3 separate regions of the Homo sapiens genome follow, and regions 1 and 3 are each linked to region 2. A link is a loop called in an ENCODE intact Hi-C map of the cell type or tissue named here. Cell type or tissue: PC-3. All regions are shown on one strand. Region 1 overlaps EGFR (epidermal growth factor receptor). Region 2 has its middle 120 kb from the start of SEC61G-DT. Region 3 has its middle 58 kb from the start of EGFR.

Region 1 (8,000 bases), 150 kb before region 2:
AAAAACAAGAAATGGGCCAGTCACAGTCGTCATAGTAAAAGTCCTAAGGTAAAAAGAGCACAGGAAGAAATCATCAGGGTTTCTGAAGTGAAATGAAGAGGGTTATCAAAACTGGCCCAGGACTATGCAGGAAACAAAAAAGCAACACTCTTGAGGGAAAGTGAGACCCACCAGGGAAGCAAAGTGAGGGTTGGTGGGATGTCACCTGAGAGTCCCGCCATGGAGGCAAGGGATGGTCACCAAAGAGGAGAGCCAAGTGGAGCCTTTCTCCTGTCTGGCTCTTGGCGACTTCCCAGGGTCCAGACCACGGGAAGGACGTCTGGGGCAAAGTCATGTAGCCATGGAGAACACAGGCTCTCTGGTGAGAGCCCAGGCCCGCCTCCCCTAGTTGGAAGGCTGTCGTGCACACATGGGGCACGCTCCAGCCTCTACACCACCCTGTCACTGAATCCCCTCTGCGACCCTATGAAATAAGCACCAGGCCTACCCTCATTCTGCAGATGAGGAAACTGACACCCACAGGCATTGCTCAGCATGGCCAGCATCCCCTGCAGTCCCCAGGGGGCCCTGAGTTCAAGGCCAGGGCATATGGCAGAGTCTGCCCTGTGCACATCACGTCACCTCCCTGTGCTTCACAGGGAGCAAGAGGCTAACAAGTCACTTTAATGAAAACAAAACAAAACAAAAAACACCACAAGGCAGGTCTTAAGATTTTTTCGGTACATTTGCTTTGTATATTCATATGTTAGTCCCATGTCCACATTTTGCTTTTTCTACTTACAGAGAATTTACCCTCAAAATAGAGAGTAAATAGAAAGTTGCTGCTTTTTCTAGAATAAAATAGTCATCTATTGAATGTTAATGATTAGTTCTAGAATCACACTGACCTATCTCATTCTTTAGCCTGCTATAAAAATTTTCAGATTGAGAAAATCATTCATAGACATGACAATTTTGGACATACTGAGAACCAGTGGAAGTTTTCAAGCATTGTTGAAGACTTTGCTTTAAGAGCATTGTGATTCTAAGGGCTTTGAACACTTGGCACTGGTGGCTTATTTTGACTTCCAGCGTGGTGAGTCCCCTTTACCCTGCAAAGGTAGTAAATTCCTGGCTGAAAAAGTGCCCTGAGTATCCCTTTTCCCTCTCTGAGTCAAGAAACTCCTGAACATTTTCTCCATTTTTAATAAATGACATATATATTCTATCTTATGGCCAGAAAAAAATACAAAGGGACACTGATTTGTTAGGAGAATCAACTCTATGCCATCCAGGATGCATATATGATTGAAAAATGAGCAGAAATATCTGCTGCAAAATAGTAATAACAGAAAGCATGAGACAGTCAGAGAACCAGGCAAAGATGGAATCATCAACTTAACCAGCCAGCAAAGCTAGCTGTCCCTGATCTGGGAGTCAGATGTGTCAAACTGTGAACACGTCCGGGTCATCTGCGTCCTCATTCAGTTCCCCAGGATGCCAGGCCGCTGCCTGCCACACATGCAAAGGCTCAGGAAAAGTGTGTGCTGGTGCCGTTCTACATAGAGAGTGAAAATTCACGGGAGCAAACTCTTTTTGAAATAAATTGCATCTTCAGATATCATTTTTTCCCTTAAGGCCCATTTAGCCTCCACCATGCTGTGCTAAGCTGCGTCCTCAGACAGAGATGGGCTGAATGATTTAATCATCCTCTGTCTGCCTCTAAGGATGATACCACTGAATTGGTATGTTTGATGTCTACATTTCAAAATCACTGGGTATTAATTAGTTATCATCTGTTACTTTTGAGACTTCTCTTAAACTTAACTGGGCCTTTTATGGCTTGGCAGAACATCTTGTGAATGGGACATAGGGCGATTGTGAGATCAGTACTACTGTTAATAACATTACGTGGTACCTAGAGGTTCTCTCAACTAAAAATCAACCTTGAAAACAGTGTTCAGAAGTCACCAAGCCTGCAAAACTTCTACTAGGTGACCAATGTGCAGTCAACATGCCTGTGCTCACAACAGCCCCTCTCACCTGTGACCACCACCTCATGCTACCTCTTCCCTTGTCACCTAGTGAAAGAAGACAAGTGTGGGAGGAAAAAGAGTGCCCAATGTCTTCTCAATATTAAGTCAGAGGAATGCTAATATTTTCCTTTTCCAAAATGCGAATAAAAACAAAAAACCCCGAAGAATATAATATTGGCAACTCTCTTTGCCTTAGCACCCAATTCTCATCGGCTCCATCAGCAGAATTTAGGCCTTGAGTTCGTGACTACTTATCTCCCTGGCTATAGTTTGAATGTCTTGTTTTTGCAACTGAGCAACATTATGAACATTTAGTAGCCATTGCCCAAAGAATCTAAAAGCCTAGAATTCCTAGCCAAGACTTCAAGAACTCTGTCATGTGATAAGGAAAGATGGACTCAGATAATCACCCAAGTCTTCTGCCCTTCTGGGACTTTTCTCATTCAACTCTCTCCCTGACACCAGGCACGTCACTACTCTGCATCTAAACAAGAATCTCTAAAGGTGGAAAGTGAAGTGAAAAAGTAGGCAACTCACCTGATTCTTCATGTTGTCCCACTTCATCAAATTGCTGAACTTTCTGTTCTGCCTTGGCCAGGTAGATTTTTGTTGACTGAAGGTAAAATAATGATGCTTTTGCCCAAGTAACCTTTGCAAGACTTACAGGTTCAGTGGCTAAAGCCACCCTGAAATCAATATACTAACTGTCTGTTTACTGGAAGGGTTTACTTATTCAACAAGAGATACGTCATCACAGGCCTGAAAAATCGATGTGTTCTCCTGGCAATCCTCTCTAAACCTGCAGCACCTAGATAACAACTGGAGATCCATTGCTCAGCTGGAGTGCAGGACTTTTTCCTTTGCTACTTTATAATCATGAAATAGAAAATTGCTTTTGGGAAATTTCTGCCAGAGTACTGAAAAGTTTCCACTATGTTAGGAATAAACAATAACAAAACAGTTTCTTCCTTTCTTGTGGAGGAAAATGAACACTGCATTTTGAAATTTCTTCTGGGAGAGGCACATCACCGTCACTGAGAGATCTACTCACTGCCGCACTCTCCATTCCATTCCTTCAACCCAGAAAGTGCCTCCAAGTGAATAATTTGATGTGTGAAACCATCTCTTCTTAAAAGCCAATGCTTGCAAGTAAATCCCAGCCAGAATAGCTTATTACAAATGGTATGATATGGAAAATGAACACTCTTGGAGGGCCACACTGTTTCTTAAGTTTGTCTCTTTTTGTAAAAGCTGTTTCACACCCTAAAGAGGTTAAGTGTATGCCTTCATTTAAATCATAGAAATGAGTCTTACAAATCTATGTAAGGGAATTACTACAGCTTGCCATAGGCATTGCTAACTGACCCAACTGCTAAATCAAGTTGCCTTCTCCTTTCATTTTTTTTCTGCAAGTATTTATAGGTCTGGAAAATTTACAGAAGTTGATGACACAACGTTGAAAAGTCATACTTCTCATTTCTAAAGTAAATATTTTCAAGGCTCACAAATTCACTGCCCTGTATCTTATGGAATGGGCAGTTATAACACATACAGAAGAGACTTGAGTCTAAAAACTACTTCATAACAAAAAAGAAACCTGGGAAAGGAACCAAAACAGAGCAGAAATACACAGAAATATACAGAAATTGTGAGGGACATTAAGCATTAGTAACAGAAGTATAACAAATTTTGAGGAATACTTTATTTAGCCTTTGATTCACAAATAGAACTAAAAGTGATGGGGCATCCATAGCTAAAAAACCCAATGACGTCTTGAAGGAGGAATAAGTAACCTTGACCTGCATGTTGAGAGACAGTGCTGTGTAGCAGGAGAGCACCCAGTGCCCACTGATCACCAGCCTGGTGATTACGGACAACAGCAGAATCGCTCTGAGCCTGGGTCCCTCACCTCCCAATCTGGAAAGCTATCCCAATCCTGTGGGGTTGTAGGAGGCTGAGAGAGAAGAATGTTAAGGCATTGTGTAAACTATGAGGTGCTGTACAAATGCGAGGTGTTGTTATTATTATGACATCAATGTTTTAGCATCTAAATTATAGGGACAGCACACTTATTACCAGCATGTTTAAATACATATCTTGCATACATTTAGATTTGTTTTTAATTTTACAGATGTTTTCAGCTGGAAGGAGTCTGACGATCGTCTAGTTTAGCTGTTTTATGGAAGGTGAAACTGAGAGGGGAGACTCTAACCTGTTTTCTCTCCCCATTATAACTAACAACAAATTACAGAAAAAAATATGTTAAGCCGCGTACTAAGAAAAACTCCCTTAACAACACCACTTTTCAGGGAGCAATACATGTGTATGCATACTTGTATAACCATGAATACTGAGTGTGTTTGGTACTTTCTAACTTTTGAAAATTATATAGTATATTTTTACAGTCATTTGACAAAGTTTTTCATCTGCAGTCCTTTGCAAAGTTTCATTTCCAGTTATTTATAAAAATTTTTCTTTCTCTGTGAAGGCTAATTCATAACAGCTTGTAAAAAAGAAGGAGCGAGGAAGAGAAAGAAGGAAGGGAAGAAGAAAGAAAGCAAGGAAGGAAGAAGAAAGGGGAGTAAGAAAGAAAACAGGGCAATACACTATTCTCACTCATAAATGTCACCAGAAATTAAAAAAATCAAGAAACATCTATAAGGATAAGGTTTCTGATTCTCTATTAACATTGTAGCAAATTGAAGCCAAGAAAAAGTTCTATAGTGCACTCTATTTAAAAGCCTCTCAAAATTAGTACATTAAAAAACAACAGGTGACACAATAATTCTCCAATGACCACTTTTTTTTTGTTTTTTGACTGAGTCTTGCTCTGTCGCCTAGGCTGGAGTGTAGTGGTGTGATCTCAGCTCACTGCAACCCCTGCCTTCCAGGTTTAAGTGATTCTCCTGCCTCAGCCTCCTGAGTAGCTGGGACTACAGGCACGTGCCACCGCACCCAGCTGTTTTTTTTGTATTTTTAGTAGAGGCGGGTTTCACCATGTTGGTCAGGCAAGTCTCAAACTCCTGACCTTGTGATCCGCCCGCCTCGGCCTCTGAAAGTGCTGAGATTACAGGCATGAGCCACTGAGCCCAGCCAACCATCTTTTGTTTATCTGTCATATGTTTGGACTTAATCAAAAGTGGATGACATCTGACATTGGGGTTCCAGGGTTTTTGTTACCTATAAACAGATAATTGCTTAACTTTCTAATAATATATTAAAATATACTTTATTTTAAAAATCTAGTTGGAGCCATTAGATCTTGCAAGTTAGCACTAGAACAAACTTAAAATAGTTTGTCTAGTTTATCTTGTTCGGCACAATTTGAAGCATTTACAATGGCTTACAGTGTATGAGAATGAACTAGGAGATAATTTTGTAAGTGAATAGAAACCATTGTAATAAAATCTCCTGAAAGCTTTCAGGTATTCAATGATTGCTGGTAAATAAACAAAACCAGGTTTTTGAAATTAAAAAAATGTTTTTGAAAAAGTTTCTAAAATTTGGTATACAATGATCAGAAAATCTCAGGACACCTTTGCCTGTCCTTAAGGACCTGCACAAATTCACTAAGTGGTTTGTTTTTATTCCAGCACTAAAATAATGGATAATTTGAGTATCAGCAGAGACACTAAAACATGCACAGTTTTTCACATACAAATGCCAGTTTGTCTTATCAGAGAGACTATGTGCAATGCATCAATTTTATCCAAAACCTGGAGTAAAGGAAAGAAATTTTAGCAAAGGGTTGTAATGACATCATAAGTAAAACGATAGGACTGCTAAAACAATCATGACGTCATCTGCTGTGCACTGGCCTGCAAGCATGTAGTGGTAAAATCGTCAGATATCACATTTCTGCTTATAAAATAAAATCCTTCATGAATGCTCTTAAAACAACTGCAAAGCAAGCAGTGGTCTTTACCTCCATATGTGTGTGTGTGTGTATATATATATATATATATATATATATATATATATTTTTTTTTTTTTTTTTACATAAAGGCATGAATATACAAGGTAATGTCAGCAGCTGTACTCCACTCTTTATTTGTTGCAAATCTACCTATTTGTTTCCAAAGGATGTCTGCAAATAAATAGGTAACATTGTACAGCTTTCAACAGTGGATCAGAACATAGATGTCTCTTCTAATTCACAAGTACCAATGGCTCAATTAATTTAAGGGACATTTTCTGAGTTGTGTGATTTCACATGTATTTATCGTGTCTAGAACTGTGCAAACTTTTGTTTCATTTCTCTCTTAGATTTCTGTAGGAAGAGTTAAAGGATGTGAAGTAGTCATTTTACTTATTCATAACACATTTTAGGGAAAATTGTGCTGTTGCTGTTGGGGAGAAAGTTAAAGCTATCAACTATAACCTGGACTCCAGTCCAATTTTTCACATCTGGTTGCTACTTTTAAAAAGGATCATTTTAATTTTTAAATGCAGAATGTGTTGCACTTTATCTTTGACATTCCAGGTTTCCTCATGGTCATTTAGAAAAATAAAGCAGGAAATTCTAATGCCTTAGCATCTACTTTAATAAGATGTTTGCATTTATAAAAATAACAAGAAACTGAGGGTTTTGCTGAAGGAGCACAGGGCCTACAAGTATTTCCTCATTCCTGTCCCTGTGCCTGGAGGCCCAGCTAAGCATTCTGTTTCTGAGAAACTCCCCTTGTCACAGAGGCTGAATTAGTCAGTCCCTCTTTTGGGCTCCCACTGAAATCCCAAATCACATCTGTTATAAAACATTGCATTACAGGGAGTGATCTTGTATGTGTCTCTCTTTCTCAGCCCTTCCAAAAGGTAAGTCGGTCCTCAGAGGACAAGTGCAGTTATTTTGTTCCCTTGGTGTATCTAGATCCCAGCATGCGATGTGCCTGGAGTATATCAGCAGTTCTCAAAATCTGGCATGCATCAGTCAGAATCTCCCTGAGGACTTGTGTGCACAGACCGGGGCCTGCCCTTCCAGTGTCTTACTCAGAGGCCAGGGTGGGGTCCAAGAGTGTGCATCTCCAACAGGTTCTCAGGTGCTGCTGCCATGCTGGGCCCGCTGAAAGCCACTGCAGAAAGCTTTTTTTTTTCCCTTTTTTTTTTTGGCAGTTAAAGAGAGGTTTTCTTTAGTTAAAACCTGGGAGGCACTCCTGGTGAATTTTGGTCAAGAGCGCTTTCTCTTACAGACTAGGAGTATATATTGGTTTTAGGGTGAGGGAGATTATCAGAATTTTGGAATGTTCCTGTTTGAGGGAGAAGTTTTATGGCAGGGTTGGAATATCTCTGGGAGGAGGCAAGTTTATCTTGGGGCAGGCATCTTTCCGGCCAGAGAGAGGTTATCCCGAGACTGGCATCTTCCCTGCTGGAGGGGGGTTATCTCGGGACTAGCATGTCTCTGGTCGAGGAGGAGTTTCGAATGTTTCCGGTTGGAGATGTTATTTGTGGTTTATGGTCATGCTGACCTTAGCCATTAGGCTGATGCAGTTTGAATTTAGGCAGTTTTTTATTAAGGTGAACTTTAGAATGAGGGGCTTGTCCAAGATGGCGATGCTCCTGCTCTGTCGAGCCAGACCCTATAGTTATAAAAAGGAGGAGGGGTGGAGTGTTCTTTCTGGCTATTTCCTCACTGCAGGAAACTTTTAATGGACTAACTTGTGAAATAAAATGTGACTCTGGAACTGATTTACTAATGAAATATGCAACTGTTTCTGGATCTCGAAGGAGCTCATGAGATGAGTAAGAAATGGGGGTCTGAGAGCAAAGACAAGATTTCTTTCGTTACGAGCTACATACAACATGTAATCCACTCCTCAGAATTGCCAAGGGAGCTTTAAGAAATGTGTGTGTGCCAGGCTCCATTCCCCAGAAATACTGATTGTCCTGGTCTGGGGCACAGTAAGGCACCCTCTTTTTCAAAAGCCCCTCAGCTGGTTAGAAAGCATGGTCAAGGTTCAAAAGCTACTGCTTTAAGAAAAAAGAAAAAAA
Region 2 (8,000 bases):
CCTATGGAAATTGCGGGGTGAGGGGATTGAAACAAACACAGAGCTCATGCTGCCTGCTGTGCTGTGAGCAAAAAAAGTTGTCTATGACCTGGGAGTCTTGTATCTCCTGCCAGCATCCGTGAAAATGTGGCAGGCTAACCTGTTTGTCTGCAAGGAGAGTAAAATTTCAGACCTTTTGTCATTCTTGAAAGAGATATACTTGGCTTCATCTAGTGTTGCTACTATGTTTGCAATACAATCCCAAACCTAGATTCTGAGTTTAACAGTATCCTAGACAAGTACCAAGATATAATAGGCCTAAATTGCATAAGTTGGACAATGACCAAACAGCTCTCTTCATTCCCCCTCTGCCTAGGGTGTGGGCTTCACACTATTACCTCCCAAGTAGTCCAGGAGCCTCAGCTTCGATTTGGGGCAAAGAGTCTTGGCCTGTGTTTTTCTGCAGCAGAATAGTCCCTGGAGAGGAGGTTGTGCCAGTTCCCAAACACTGACCAGTGTAACTCAAAATGAAATACTCAATGGCTGATAAGTGATTTGTGTTGATGGTGCTCCCAAAATGGGTAGAATAATAACTCAGCACGGAGTTCTCTTCCATGCACTTCAAGAAATGTTCTTGATCAGCTTCCAACATTGAAGAATGAGGTGTCTCCATTTCCTCTTCCCTATAATCCTCATAGTCTCTGGCCCTGTTTTTTAAACAATCTTTCTCCTTAGGCTTTCATCTAGTCTCTTATACTGAGAAGAAGTGTTACTGTCCAACCATGCATCCAACTCACCACCCTTCGTTTTGGCTCTCATACAACAGACTCACTTCTTGGCCATGTGGCCTGGAGTAGCAGAGTCTGGATACACTGGGGTACATTTGAAAAGATTTAAAGAAAGTTTTTTCAACTTATTTTCCAGTCATATTTGTATTTCCAATCCAGCGTCTTCTTCCGACATTTGGAACCATCTATTCAGCTGTATGATGGACATCTTCACTTGGGTGCCCTCAGGAATCTAAAGCTCAAATGCAGGAGATGCAGCTCCCTGTGTTCACACTCAACACACTCCTCCCCACTTTGTGGACTCTAAACCAGTGATTGACATTCAGGCCTATTCAAAATAGATTGTGTGTCAGCTCTCACTGAAAGAGGGTGATTAGAAATGCTAATGTCAAGTTCCCTTTGAATCTTCTGAGTGCAAAAGGGAACTAAACAACAAATGTAGTACTTGGCTTTCAGAACTTTGTCTTAATGAATGAAAATGAAAGACACACACAGTGAATATTTTTCCACTTGGGAGGATTTATGTGTATTTTATTTATCTCAAGTTGCAACTAACAATTTTGATGGTTCTTATTGTAACTCTCCTCAGTGACTATAGTATAAGACAACTCCAATTTTTAGAGGGGAAAAAAAGATTTGCAGTAAGAAACATTGTGTTCACTGCCTCTTACCTCTACTTGTGACTCATACTTAACAACATTAAAAGTAATGTATATTTGCAGGTTTCAGGCAAGGAATAGACTCTATTAGGAATTCCATCCCAAAAATATATTAAGAAATATTTGTACTTATTTGAGTTCTTTCTGTGGATTCTTATTTTGAATATAATTAACATAGTGCAAGCTGAGAGGCCTGTTTGGCATTACTAACACTGGCTGATGGGTATCGTCATTGGTTCTGATAAGATAATTGTTTTAATAAAAAATTGTTTTAAAAAATAAAAGTGCAAAAAAAGTAACTATTTTGCTAACAAAACGTTGTGAATTTTAAAATGTCATATTAAGGTGTGCTGGCCTCAATGGAAGAGTAATAAAACAGCACGAAGTTTAGGGATACATTAGTCAGAAACTCCTTTGACCTTGCCCTTCAGGAACAAACTCATGTCACAGGAAAAAAAAGAGCAAAACGAATTGAATAAAAGCCAAATAACTTAGTCAAATTTTGGTGTTTTTCCTCTTTCCTACTGCTAGAAAAACCACCCTTAAAATTTTGCTAAAATGTAATTAAATAACAGTTGATACCTCTAAGGGAGGAGACCACCCCTCATATTGGCTTATGCCCAATTTCTGCCTCCAAAGAAAGAAGAAGTAAAAACTAAAAGGCAGAAATGAAATCCACAGGCAGACAGCCTGGCGCCGTGCCCTGGGCCTGGTTAAAGATTGACCCCTGACCTAACTGGTTATGTTATCTATAGATTCCAGACATTTTATGGAAAAGCACTGTGAAAATCCCTGTCCTGTTCTGTTCCGTTGTGATTGCCGGTGCATGCAGCCCCCAGTCACATACCCCCTGCTTGCTCAGTTGATCACGACCGTCTCACACAGACCCCCTTAGAGTTATAAGCCCTTAAAGGAGACAGGAATTGCTCACTTGGGGAGCTCGGTTTTTGGAGACGTGAGTCTTGCCGAAGCTCCTGGCCGAATAAAGCCCTTCCTTCTTTAACTCGGTGTCTGAGGGGTTTTGTCTGCTGCTTGTCCTGCTACACCTCTACCTACACTGAGATTTTTTTGCTGCACAGACCTTCAAGCTTCAGAAGTTTACAACAGTATTGGAATAAAAACACAAAAGATATGCCTCTGATGTCATTCTCAACACCAGAGCACCGTCTATTACATTGCTCTCCTGTCTTGTGTCTTATTCCCCAGTATTAAATCCCTTCATTTTTCTCTATGTAATCACTGAAGTGGTCTTTCTAAATGTGGAATTTACTGTATCACTTCTCTACTTATAAACTGCTGTGGCTCTTGATTAGTCATAAGTTAAAGAGCAACTTCTAAGTATGTCATTCAAAGTCATTCACAAGCAAGGCCTAACCTATTTCCAGCCTCATCTCCTGACCCCACCTCCCCCAACACCTGGGCTTCACCATATCCCACAGTTATGCTTTAGTGCCCAGCCTTCCCTGAATCTCCACACCCCCCATGTCAGTTCCGTGGCCCTGTGCTCTCTGGGCCTGGGCTCTGACCTCTCTTCCTCAACTACAGACTATCTATCGCTGAAGATCCTCTAAGGTTCTGCTCAAATGTTACCTCTCAGCCGGGCAGTCCCTCTCACCCCCAAGGAAGAGTAAATTGCTCCATCTCTTAGCCTCCCTTGAAACATTGCATTTCTACTAGCGGGGTGTACACATCACATAACATTGTTGAAATGTGTGAGTTGTCCGTACTATGATTTGTCTATCTCCTGGTATCTCCTAGAAGGAATTTTTGTTTCTCGCTCGCAGGGTGTAAATTTGTTTTTATATAAAAGTTGTGACCAAGTATCTTAATAGCATTTATTGAATATTACCAGACAGAGTTATTCAATCATTGTTCTCTCATTTATTAGGTCTATAATTTGGGTAAATTTCTTTATTTTTCTGAGTATCATGCTTACTCATCTCTATAAATAGAAATGCCAAGATAAATGGGCAAATGGGTGAATCTAGTGGGCCTGGGACTTGAGCAGAAATGACACTTTATGACTTCCAAGGCTAGGTCATAAAAAGTCAGAGTTTCCTCTTTTTCCTGTCTCTGAGGACACATGCCTTGGAAGCCCTTAGGTGACATATAAAAGATCAGCTACCCTGAAGCATGCTAGAGAGACCACATGGGGAGGCCACATAAAGATAGCGATATCCAAGAAGCCCTAGCTACTATAACCTGCAGCGGTTTGAATTTTCCAAGTATAACCCACCAAAAATATGAATGAGTGAGCCCTTAAGTTATTTCAGTTCTAACTTTTGAGTAACCCTAGTCGACATGGAATAAAGCAAGAGTGAACAGTCTCTTTGGCAGAAGTTCTGCCAAATTGCAGATTCATGAGCAGAATGAACATTGTCATAGAGCACTAAGTGTTGTGATTTTTAATACAATCCTCCAAAATTATTATTGCATATGTGTTTTATAATTGAGAGCAATTAATATGCTTCTTTAATTTTGAAATTCTTAGTTTAAAATTATATGATACTGGTAGACAATTTCCAGAATTTTGGCATAATAACCTACATGTACCCTCTCCCTAGTGAAACAACCTAATTGGTGAAACTGAGAAAAGAAACCCAAACATTTTAAATCTTTGGAACTTGTTCTATGGGCATACAGCATAAAAAGAAACATTTATTTAAGAAAATCTACCAAATTTTGCTAAGAACAGTGAAATTTGAGCTACTTCCTGTTCTTTCTTTCCCCATCCAGCTCAGCAAAATGACAGCTCTACTCTGCATAGATGCAGGCAAGATCAAAGCTCTTTCCCATCGGCCAAGAACATAGGCCTTGTATGACTGTTCCAAATAAAGTCAGTCCCTTAAGTATCTCCATGAGAAGTATCTCTATGAGAAGGGCAAGCTACCAGCTCAGTGCTACAGAGACTCTGTTTGAGGCAAGAACAATGAGAGGTCTGGGGCTTCCTTTCTCCACCCAGCTCCCACTCATACCCCAGGTATGGCAGGCCAAGAATACTGGGGCCCTAACTGCCCTCACCTGTAGCTTAGAAAGCCAAAGGTTCCTCACAAAAGGAGGCAAGTTGAGAAGACCAGAGGCTGCTGCCTCAATCCAGTGCCCTGCTTGCGAAGCAGGGGTGCCACTCAGAGAAGTAAGCCACTATCCTGGTCCCTACCTCCAGAGCAGCGACACAACGGTTTTGCCCAACTAGATACGTTGGTCCTAAGAGGAGAAAGCTCGAAAGCTCCACTTAAGGAACTGACTTTATTTGGAACAGAAAGTAAGGGAAATTCGAGCCTAAGGGCTTTCTGGGAAACAGTGGAGGTAAGCAGTGATTGTAAGTAATTAAGAGAGGGCTGGTAGTTCCATGACAGGAGCAAGCTGCACTACAAACAAGGTGGAACTTTGGCAGAGAAAACCAGGAAACAGACAGCTAAAAAGAGCCCTCCTGTGGTTGGAACAAACCTCAACAGTGGCCTCAAAGATAGGAAGCAATTTAGGCCCAAGGGCATCATCAAAAACAATGGAATAATCAGCTAGCAATTGATGGAAGCTATAATAATAGCTAGATATAATACTGAGACAAGCAGACAGCTTAACAGAATGACTGGGAAGGAGAAAGTCAAAAACAGCCCTGCTAAATTCACCATTATCCCTGGTGACTATGCACATGGCCAAGGCCACATCCTCTGAAGAGTGACTGAGAAATTGCACAGTACAAAAATATAGACTTTCTTAAATAGTTCAACAAGGTCACTAAACACATAAAAAAAAAAACAACAACTCTACTGGGGCGTGTGTGTGTGTGTGTGTGTGTGTGTGTGTGTGACTATTCACTGTTGCTACAATAGTGTATCTAAAATGATATTTTTAACAAAAAATCACAAGATTTGCAAAAGCAAAAAAGGAAATCAATCTATATACAAGAAAAAAAGCAGGCAACACCAACTGCCTTTGAGAGAGTTCTGTTTTAAAATTTAGCAGACAAAGACCTCAAAGAAGCTATTATAAATGTGCTCAAAGGGGCTGGGCATGGTGGCTCGTGCCTGTAATCCCAGTACTTTGGGAGGCCAAGGCAGGCGGATCATAAGGTCAGGAGTTTGAGATCAGTCTGGCCAAAATGGTGAAACCCCATCTCTACTAAAAATACAAAAATATTAGCCAGGCGTGGTGGCACATACCTGTAATCCCAGCTACTTGGGAGGCTGAGGCAGGAGAATTGCTTGAACCCAGGAGGCAGAGGTTGCAGTGAGCCGAGATCATGCCACTTCACTCCAGCCTGGGCAACAGAGCAAGACTCCATCTCAACAACAACAACAACAACAACAAAAATGTGCTAAAAGAACTAAGGTAAAAAAGGCAAAGGGGTAAAGGGAAAGGAAAAGGTAAAATAAAAATGAAAAGGTAGAGGGCATAATGACAATGTCTTATCACTGTGAAATAGAAAATATCATTTCTGTATCTCACAAGAATAAAGTTAGTATAAATCCCAAGGATATTCTGACAAGTTAAGATGTATGTGGTAAGCCCAGCATACATAAAATAATTAAATATATAATAAAAAGGAACTAAAAGTTGCATAAGTTCATTAAAGGAAATAAAAGTCACACTAGAAAAATATTTACTTAATGCAAAAAAGCGATAAATGAGAAAAAGTAGAATAAAAATGACACGAGAAATATAGAAAAAAGAAAGATAAAATGTAAGATATAAATACAGTTTTATCAATAATAAAAATAAATGTGAAAGGATTAATTATGCTGATCAAAAGCATAGATTGACAGTCCAGATATAGAAAGATCTGTCTTAGTTCATATGGGATACTATTACAAAATACCATAGACTGGGTGGCTTATAAACAACAGAAATTTCTCACAATTTTGGAGGCTTGATAGTCCAGGATGAAGCTGCCAGGAGATAGAGTGTCTGGTGATGGCTTGCTTCTTTATAGACAGCTGTCTTCTCATCATAACCTCATGTGATGGAAGGGAGAAGGAGTCTTTCTTCAGCCTCTTTATAAAAGAGTACTAATCCCATTTATGATGGCTTTACCCATGTAACATAATCACCTCCAAAAGACCCCAATTACTAATACTACCACCTTGGGAGTTAGGATTTCAACATAAGAATTCGTGGGGGGACAAAAACATTCAGATTATAGCAAAATCCACCTTTATGTTCACTACAGGAAATGCACTTCAGATTCAAAGATGCAATTAGGTTTAATTAATAACAATTTCATTTATTAATACAATAGCATCAAATAATCAAATACTTAGGAATAAATTTAACAAAAAAGTAAAAGACTTCTACATTCAATAATACAAAACATAACTGAAAGAAATCAAAGTCGATCTAAATAAATGGTAATCCATGTCATACTTACAGATTGGAAGACTTAATATGGTTAAAATGGCAATATTCCCCAATGTTCTCCAAATTGATCTACAGATTCACCACAATCCCTATGAAAATCACAGCTACATTTTTTGCATACATTGATAAGCTGATCCTGAAATTCATATGGAAATTTGATGGGCTCACAATATCTAAAATTATCATAAAAAAGATGGGGGTTGGAGAACTCGAACTTCTCAATTTTAACATTCAATAGAAAGCTATAGTAATGAGTACAGTATGGTATTAGCATAAGGATAAAAATAAATATCAGTGGAATAGAGTTTATAGTTCAGAAGTAAACTCTTACATTTATGGTCAATTAATTTTCAACAAGGATGCCAAGACAATTAAGTGGGGGAAAGAATAATCTTTTTAACAAATCTTTTTTAACAACCAGATATCTACATGTAAAAGAATAAAGTTTTCCCTCTTCCTCACACCATATAAAAATATTAACTCAGAATGGATCATAGATTCAAAAATGTAAAAAACAAAAGTATAAAACTCTTAGAAGAATATATAGAGGTAAATCTTTATAGTCTTGGCTTAGGCAAAGCCTTCTTAAATATGACAAGGAAAATACAAGTAACAAGAAAAAATAGATAAATTGAACTTTACCATAATGCAATTGAAAACTTTTGCTCTTCAAAAGATGTTAACAAGAAAGTGGAAACATAATCCAAAGAATGAGATAAAATATTTGCAAACCATGTATTGAATAACAGACCTATATTTGTAATATATAAAGAACTATTAAATTCAACAATAAAAGACAATCCAATTAAAAATGGACAGAGTTTAAATAGATATTTCTTTAAAGAAGACATACAAATGTTCACTAAGCACATGAAAAGATTCTGCATATAGTTAGTCATAAGGGAAATGCAAACAAAAACCACAGTGAGCTACCACTTCACGTTCACTGGGATGGCTATGATTTAAAAGAGGTAATATTTGTTGGTGAAGATGTGGAGAAATAGAAACCCTCATAGATTGCTGATGGGAGTGTTAAATGGTGCAGTTCCTTGGGAAAACAGTCTAGCAGTTTCTCAAAAGTCTAAACATATAGTATATGACCCAGCAATTCCACTTTTAGGTATATACCTAAGACAAATGAAAACACATATTCCTATAAAACCTTATAAAGAAATATTTATGCTTTTCCAGGTTTAATTGGCTATTTTTATATTCC
Region 3 (8,000 bases), 82 kb before region 2:
GGAGGGGCATGCATGCTCCCCTGGGCTCTTCTGTAAAGGCACTAGCCTCATCCATGAATGCTGCACCGTCATGGCCTGATCACCCCCAAAGCCCTGCCTGTTAATACTAGTACATTGGGGATTAGGTTTCAACATAAGAATTTGAAGGGGACACAAACGCTCAGACCATAGATCCATTTAATAACTTTTAGTAAATTTTAACCAACCTCACAACCCAGTTTTAGGACATTAATAAAATGTTCATCATTGCCAAATATCCTGAGTGACTTTCAACCAAAACCACTAAGCTAAGCCACTCCCAAACCCTCAAACCAAAGAAATCATGAGATGATGAGTGTTTGTTGTTTTGTGTCTAAATATTGGAGTGATTTTTATGCAACAATAGACAGAATATAGATCACCACTCTTTTCTAGCTCTTCTATTTATGCTTGCAGACAGACTTCAGTATCATTTAATTGTTCCCCACCCAAAATATCATTGTTACTTTAAGTCAAGAATTTTCTGTAGCATATTGATGTACTTGTCAGGGTTCTCCAGAGAAACAGGATTTGTATTTATTTACTTATTATAAGGAATTGGCATGTGATTGTGGAGGCCAAGAAGTCCCAAGATCCGCAGTTGGCAAGGTGGAGACCCAGGAAGCCAAAACCCTGAGAACCAGGCGAGCGAATCTCCTAAGTTCTAGACCAATTCCGAGTCTGAAGGCAAGTGAAGACCAAGAGCACAAATTCTCTCTTACTCAGACTTAGACTTTTTCTTCTATTTAGGCCTTTGATAGATTGGATGAGGTCCACCCACAGTGGGCAGGGCAAGGTACTTTATTCAGCCTACCAATTCAAATGCTAATCTCATCCAGAAAAACTCTTATGGACACATTTAAAATAATGTTTCACCAAATATCTGGGCACCCCATGGCTCAGTCAAGTTGATACATGAAATTAATCATCACATATGGTAAGAGCACAAGCTTTGTAAACAAAGTGAACAGGATTCAAATTCCTGCTCTGCCATTTATCAGCTGTGAGGCCTTAGTAGTTATCCTAATTTGCCTTACAGAAAATGTTTTATTAAAAACAAACTTTAGCTGTATTCATATTGTGATGGACTCTAACTCCCAGCCTGACATGTGAATTATTGGTGTTCTGGTTACACCTGGAGCCCTGTTGTCCTCAGAATTCTGGCAAAGTCTATGATCCTTGGCAGAAATGTGTTGCCTCTTTGGAAACACCAGGTTCCAACACTTTGGAAACTCTTTATGCTTACCCTTGACTTACTTCCTGATAAATACATGGGAATGATTTCCAGATTAGCGCATGGCTTCCAAAGACAATATGAACACCCTGCCAAAACTGCTGCCCAATGCCTTTAAAGGTTGCTTTTCAGTTTGAGATTAATTTTTTATGTAACAATAGACAACTAATATAGGTCACCACTCTTTTTTCCCCCTATCTAATTTTTTATTATACTTTAAGTTCTAGGGTACATGTGTACAATGTGCAGGTTTGTTACATATGTATACATGTGCCATGTTGGTGTGCTGCACCCAGTAACATGACTAAAACACCAAAAGCAATGACAACAGAAGCCAAAATTGACAAATGGGATCTAATTAAACTAAAGAGCTTCTGCACAGCAAAAGAAACTATCGTCAAAGTGAACAAGCAACCTACAGAATGGGAGAAAATTTTTACAATCTACCCATCTGACAAAGGGCTAATATCCAGAATCCACAAAGAACTTAAACAAATTTACAAGAAAAAATCAAACAACCCCATCAAAAAGTGGGCAAAGGATATGAACAGACACTTCTCACAAGAAGACATTTATGCAGCCAAAAGACACATGAAAAGATGCTCATCATCACTGGCCATCAGAGAAATGCAAATCAAAACCACAATGAGATACCATCTCACACCAGTTAGAATGGCAATCATTAAAAAGTCAGGAAACAACAGGTGCTGGAGAGGATGTGGAGAAATAGGAACACTTTTACACTGTTGGTGGAATTGTAAACTAGTTCAACCATTGTGGAAGACAGTGTGGTGATTCCTCAAGGATCTAGAACTAGAAATACCATTTGACCCAGCCATCCCGTTACAGGGTATATATCCAAAGGATTGTAAATCATGCTGCTATAAAGACACATGCACACGTATGTTTATTGCGGCACTATTCACAATAGCAAACACTCTTTTCTAACTCTTCTATGTATGCTTACAGATAAACTTTAGAATCACTTAATTACTCCTCACCCAAAATATCATTGTTATTTTAAATCAAGAAATCTCTGCAGAGTATTGATGTATTAGTCAGGGGTTCTCCAAAGAAACAGAACCAATAGGATATGTATTAGCAGGATATGGATTAGGATCCTGCTGCTAATTAGGGTGTGGATAAGCTATAGAGAAGAGAATAAAATTATTTATTTATTTTTCCTTCTGATCCTTTTGCAATGAGTTTCCCTTCTTAGAGCTTGAGGCTGGTAAGGATTATTTTTTTTAACCTCACTTTCGAGCTGGTGGAAACGTGACAATGGCGGCATATATTTGCCAAGATGTGGGTGGTTTGTATGTGTTGTCGGCCCCAGCTCTGAGCCCAGGACAAAGAGCAACACCAGGCTAACAACCCAAGTGCTCACTACCCAGGCATTGCCTGGCTACATGGCCTCAGGGATGCAAAACTTTCAAAAGTTTTATAGCTTGGAGTTTGTTGCTTACTTTTTTTTTTTTTTTTTTTTTGAGAAGGAGTCTCACTCTGTCACCCAGGCTGGAGGGCAGTGTTGTGATCTGGGTTCACTGCAACCTCCCCTCCCAGGTTCAAGCAATTCTCCTGCCTCAGCCTCTGGAGAGCTGGGATTACAGGCGCACCCCCACCGCACCTGGCTAATTTTTGTGTTTTTAGTAGACGGGGTTTCACTGCATTGACCAGGCTGGTCTCAAATTCCTGACTTCAGGTGATCCACCCACCTCGGCCTCCCAAAGTGCTGGTATTATAGGCATGAGCCACCATGCCCAGCCTGCTTACACTTTTAAAATAAAGCTTTCTATTTTCATATTTATATTCAAGTGTCATAAATGATTTATGGTGAGGGTGAAATGACTCATCAGAGATGACAATGATTATGAAATGAGCATAACAAACATGAAGGGTCTCAATTTGAGGCTGCCGTGTTATTACCTGATGTGGGCTGGTCTCTAAGGGCAGAAATGCCTCCGAATAGAAGGAAAGAAAATTTAACTCCTTGTTGCTACTAGTAGAAGAAATTAAGAATTAGCAAATATTGGGCTTTCAAAATTATTGTTTTCCAAATTTTAGAGGTGGGTGTGTGTGGGCAGGAGAGTGTGTAATACATAAACATCTAGACATGAATTTGTATATAAAGAATTGTAACTTTCTTGTTTTCTTTTCTTCCTTCCCTCCCTCCCTCTGTCCTCTCTCTTTCTATTTTAAACACTAACTCAATTTCCTTTTTAACTCCATCTTGCTATTTGACAGAAACCTAATTTGGATTTGTGTCTCACTTCAATTCCCGGTGTTTCGCAGATAGTCAGGGGCTTGCATAGAAGCAGCACAGATCATGGTCATCGTGATGCTGGGTGGGTGGGGGTCATCTGTGTAGGCAGGTCCTTGACTTTACCCATCCACTCTGACAATGGCTGAAAATCCATTTAGTCCTTGGTCCTAGGCTCCTGAGGGTGGCTTGCTGCTGAATCACACTTTGTTTCAGTATTGTTAGGGTCAAGGAGGATTTCGTTCTGCTTCAGTACCATTCTCAGGCCCCTGGAGTCAGTTGCTTCCTGGACCATGGTGGGAAGGGAGCCCTGTATGACTATTACAGCCATTGTGACTAATCACATCCATATATACTTTTGGGCTAGTTCTTGCTACCTCCCTTGGCTCCACCTACTTAAGGGGCATAATTCCCCCTTGCAATTGGACATCCTCAGACAATGTGACACTTCTCCCCACCAACTGCCTGAGTCATCATTTTCTCAGGAGTCCACCGATACTGCCTGCATTGTCTTCATTTCCTTTCCAACTCTGTGCCATCCCCCTGAAGAGGAAAGCCTTTCTCTGGGTTGGCCAATGAGGAAACTGCGATTTCTCATCACAGCTTCTAAATGGGTTGCTACTATGTTTTATGAGACTTTCCTTTTACTCAGAGACTAGACTTAAAAAAAAAACAAAAAAACAAGGACAGGCTGTTGCTTTTCCCCCAATCATGTATCATCTGCTTCTTCAAGCAAATCAGCCTAGATTATCCTGACTGCTTCCCACAGGCAGAGGAAGGCGAGTGGGAATGGGAATGCAGGGGAAAGTCATGCCTCCTGCGTGGAAGCCAGCTTTGGAGGCTGGAGGTGTCATATAGGGCGCTAAATCAAGGTCAATCGCCTTTCATTCCTTCAAATACAATGATGGAAATTGTGGTCAAGGAACTGTCGTTTCCATGTGATTCTCCTGCTTTATCTCTTTGTTATGCCAGGATGCTGGGTACTGTGGCCCTCCCTGTCGCTTATGACGCTCCTCCACCTTGGCTTCTTTGAAGGCATTCTCCCCTCTGGCAGGACCTTCACTTTCCAGGCTGTTCTCAGCATCCCCCCTTCTCATTTCTCCTGAAGTGCTGAGGGTCCCCAGGCCTCACCCTGTACCCTCTTCCTGGATGTCCTCATCCCGGCCTGGCACTGCTGTTTCGTGACTTCTGGTGATCTCTTCCAGCTGATAAGCAATAAGGAAGGATTGGTGGAGTTGACTGTTAGCATCTTTTCACATCTAATGAAATAATAGGTTGGGCCCTTACCACCAGTGTCTGCTAATGTCAGAAAGGTGAGGCTAGCGGGCTTCTGTGCCTAGTGCTGGAAGTGCTGGCATCGCATGAGGGCAGGCATCCCTCAGCATCTGCAGGCACTGCTTTCAGGGCCCCCGTGGGTGCCAAAATCTACAGATGCTCAAGCTCCTGATAAAAAATGGCTTCGTATTAGTATGTAGCCTACATACATTCTCCCATATGATTTAAATCACCTCTATATTACTTATAATATCTAATACAATGTAAATGTTATGTAATAGTTACAATATTTTATTGTTTAAGAAATAATGACAAGAAAAAAGAAGTCTATACATGTTCAGTACAGACACGATTTTCTAAAAACTATTTTCTATCTGCAGTTGCTTGAATCCATGAGTGCAGGACACACAGATATGGGGGGTTTGTTGTATTTTATTGCTAAAAATTTGAACGTGGATGTGATAAAATATCTAGATTGAATTACCAGTTAACAGGAAATATAGGAGACAGGGCATCATTGGGATACAATCAGCAAAATGTAGACTATATAAAATTCTACCAACAAACTACTCACTTTCTTCAACAAATAAATTGAGAAAGAGTAAGGGAAGAAGGGAGGTAAAAAAATGGAGAGAGAGAGAAAGATGGCAGGAGAAAGAAAGAGAGAGAGAAAGATTTTAGAGTCTGCAAAAACCTTAAGAGACATCCTGGTTTGAATTCTGATTCAGATTTTAAAAATACGTATTAGTCAATGGGAAAAATTTGTACATAACTGGATATTTGATAATATTAAGAAATTATTGCTAATATTTTGGTGTGATAGAGGTATTGTGTGTTTAAAAAAATCTTCATTCTTGAGACATTTATGGATGAAAAGATGTGATGTCTGCTATTTGCTTCAAAATAGTTAAGGTTGGGCATAGGTGAGGGCATAGGTAAAACCAGATTGGCAGTGGAATGACAATCTTGGAAGCTTGGTGATGGATACGTATAGGGTCCACTATCTTATTTTCCTAATCTCGGCATATGTTTAAATTTTTTAGAATAAACCAGCAAATAATGAAGCTAAACATCATCCATATCTGAGCTCCAGACCCATCTAACCATACACCAGGTAGTCACAGAGACGTCACTTCTATTTCCCACAGGCACCTCCAGGTCATTGATTCTAGATGCCTTTTCCTCTGCCTAGCGCCTGGCCTCTGTTTCCTCTGCTAATGGCACTGCTATTCCTCCAGCCATCCAGGCAGCACCCCAGGGCTTCATCTGAGTGGCTTCCCTCCTCCAGCCCCCACCACATCCCGTCAGTGTCCGCCTCCTCAGATTCCATCCCTCCCCTCACCCTTTTTTTTTTTTTTTGAGACTGAGTCTTACTCTGTCACTCGGGCTGGAGTGCAGTGGTGCAATCTCAGCTCACTGCAACCTCCGTCTCCTAGGTTCCAGTGGTTCTCCTCCCTCAGCCTCATGAGTAGCTGGGATTACAGGCACCCGCCATCATGCCCGGCTAATTTTTGTATTTTTAGTAGAGATGGGGTGTCTATGTTGCCCAGGCTGGTCTCAAACCCCTGACCTCAGGTGATCCGTCCACCTCGGTCTCCATAAGTGCTGGGATTACAGGCATGAGCCACCATGCCCAGTGATGCCATCCCCTTAATACCTCTCCTATCAACCTTGTCCTCCTCACTCCATGGTCATTGCACTAGCTCAGCCACTCACTGTTTCTCACTTGAGGTCCTGCAGAACCTCCAAACATTCCATACTTATTCTTCAAAACTTAGTTTTCAGGGTCATCTCCGCTAGGAACCTCTGCCGACCTCACCTTTAAGGGAGCTTTGCTCTGTGCCTGTGTGGCATCCTGCATGTCTGCTTCACTGGCTGCATCACCAGTCCTGCCATGTTCTCATTCTTTATAGCAAGAAAGAAAAGGAGAACTGACAAGGTGGGAGGAAGGGGCTTCCTCTGCCTGTCAGCATTTCCCCCACACCCCATCTCCTAGAAGAGCCCCATTTTCTGCCACAAAACCTGGCCTGCATGCAACCTCCTCCAGAAGCTCTCCTCATCCCGTCAGGCTGAGTTAGGCGAGTGCATTCCATGCCCCACTGCACGTTGTCCATCCCTGTAACACGACACAGGGGCATGGGCTTGTTAGCACCAGTTAGTGTTTAAATCATCAACACCAGGGGGTGAGCATTTTGAAAAGTGTTTTGGGATCCAACACTCAGTCCCTGCTCAATTTTTTTCATGCTCCTCTGCTGCAGGAACTGTTTTAGAAATTGGAGATAGAGCAGTAAACAAAACTGCTCCTTAGGGAGCTTGCATTTTACTGCATGGAGGCACATGCTGACCCCATGCAAGAGCTGACTGTGAAGCATGCTGAAATGTCATAAGCACTTCAGAGAAATGAGAGAAAATGAGTAGGGGAGAGGGAGGATGAAGAGGCGTCGTGACTTTTCAACTGTCAGAGAAGGCCACTTGAGAAGGCGACATCTAACACAGACTTGAGTGAGCTGATCCCTGTGCACTTGTGAGGGAAGAGAGCTGCAGGCAGAGGGTCCCCAGGGAGGGCAGGCCCCAACTTGGGGCCCGCTGGGGAGGGAGACGTCCAAAGGAGAGCAAGGAAGGCTGGGCGGCCAGCCGGGTGCCAGTGCAGCTAGAGCCAGAGATGAGCTCTGTGGGCTGACGGTGACCTCGATCCTGTGAGGCCTGTGGACCACGGGGGAGATTCAGGTCATATTTCTCATCTGTTTGGGAGCCTTTGCAATATTTTGAGCAAGGACCTCTCATCGTTGACTCACATTTTATAAGAACCATTGTTGGCTGCTGCCTGGAGAACAGATAGCAGAGGTAAAGAGTAGAACAGGGGCTGGGCGCGGTGGCCCACGCCCATAATCCCAACACTGGGAGGCCGAGGCAGGTGGATTACCTGAGGTTGGGATTTTGAAACCAGCCTGGCCAACATGGCGAAACCCCATCTCTACTAAAAATACAAAAATTAGTCAGGCATGGTGGCACGCGCCTGTAATCCCAGCTACTGGGGAGGCTGAGGCAGGAGAATCACTTGAGCCCAGGAGATGGAGGTGGCAGTGAGCCGAGATCGTGCCACTGCACTCCAGCCTGGAAGACAGGAGACAGAGTGAGACTCCGTCTCAAAAAAAAAAAAAAAGAGTAGAACTGAGCACCCAGTTGGCAGAGGCGCTGATGGCTCCAGGCAGG

What was found. Peaks named below come from ENCODE experiments on the same cell type or tissue, not always from the same donor. Only the 100,000 strongest peaks of a DNase experiment are listed, where the experiment ranks them.
Region 1: a loop joins it to region 2, with 3 times the contacts of the local background. A loop is called at or near these places in 6 of 110 quality-filtered maps.
Region 3: it touches region 2 in a loop (3-fold over the local background); 4 of 110 quality-filtered maps call a loop at or near these places.

The regions. Positions count from the first base shown.
Region 1 is chr7:55,025,988-55,033,987 of GRCh38, reverse strand. All of the region lies in intron 1 of EGFR (epidermal growth factor receptor), which reads right to left. Among named protein-coding and RNA genes, the nearest start is that of EGFR, 11 kb to the right of the region's middle. In PC-3, no CTCF peak of the experiment used is centred here; a DNase peak (open chromatin) is centred at 3,457; H3K27ac peaks cover 1,843 bases.
Region 2 is chr7:54,874,717-54,882,716 of GRCh38, reverse strand. No RefSeq gene overlaps it. Among named protein-coding and RNA genes, the nearest start is that of SEC61G-DT, 120 kb to the right of the region's middle. In PC-3, a CTCF peak has its summit at 4,854; no DNase peak of the experiment used is centred here.
Region 3 is chr7:54,956,626-54,964,625 of GRCh38, reverse strand. No RefSeq gene overlaps it. Among named protein-coding and RNA genes, the nearest start is that of EGFR, 58 kb to the left of the region's middle. In PC-3, no CTCF peak of the experiment used is centred here; DNase peaks (open chromatin) are centred at 265, 3,095 and 3,905; H3K27ac peaks cover 3,360 bases.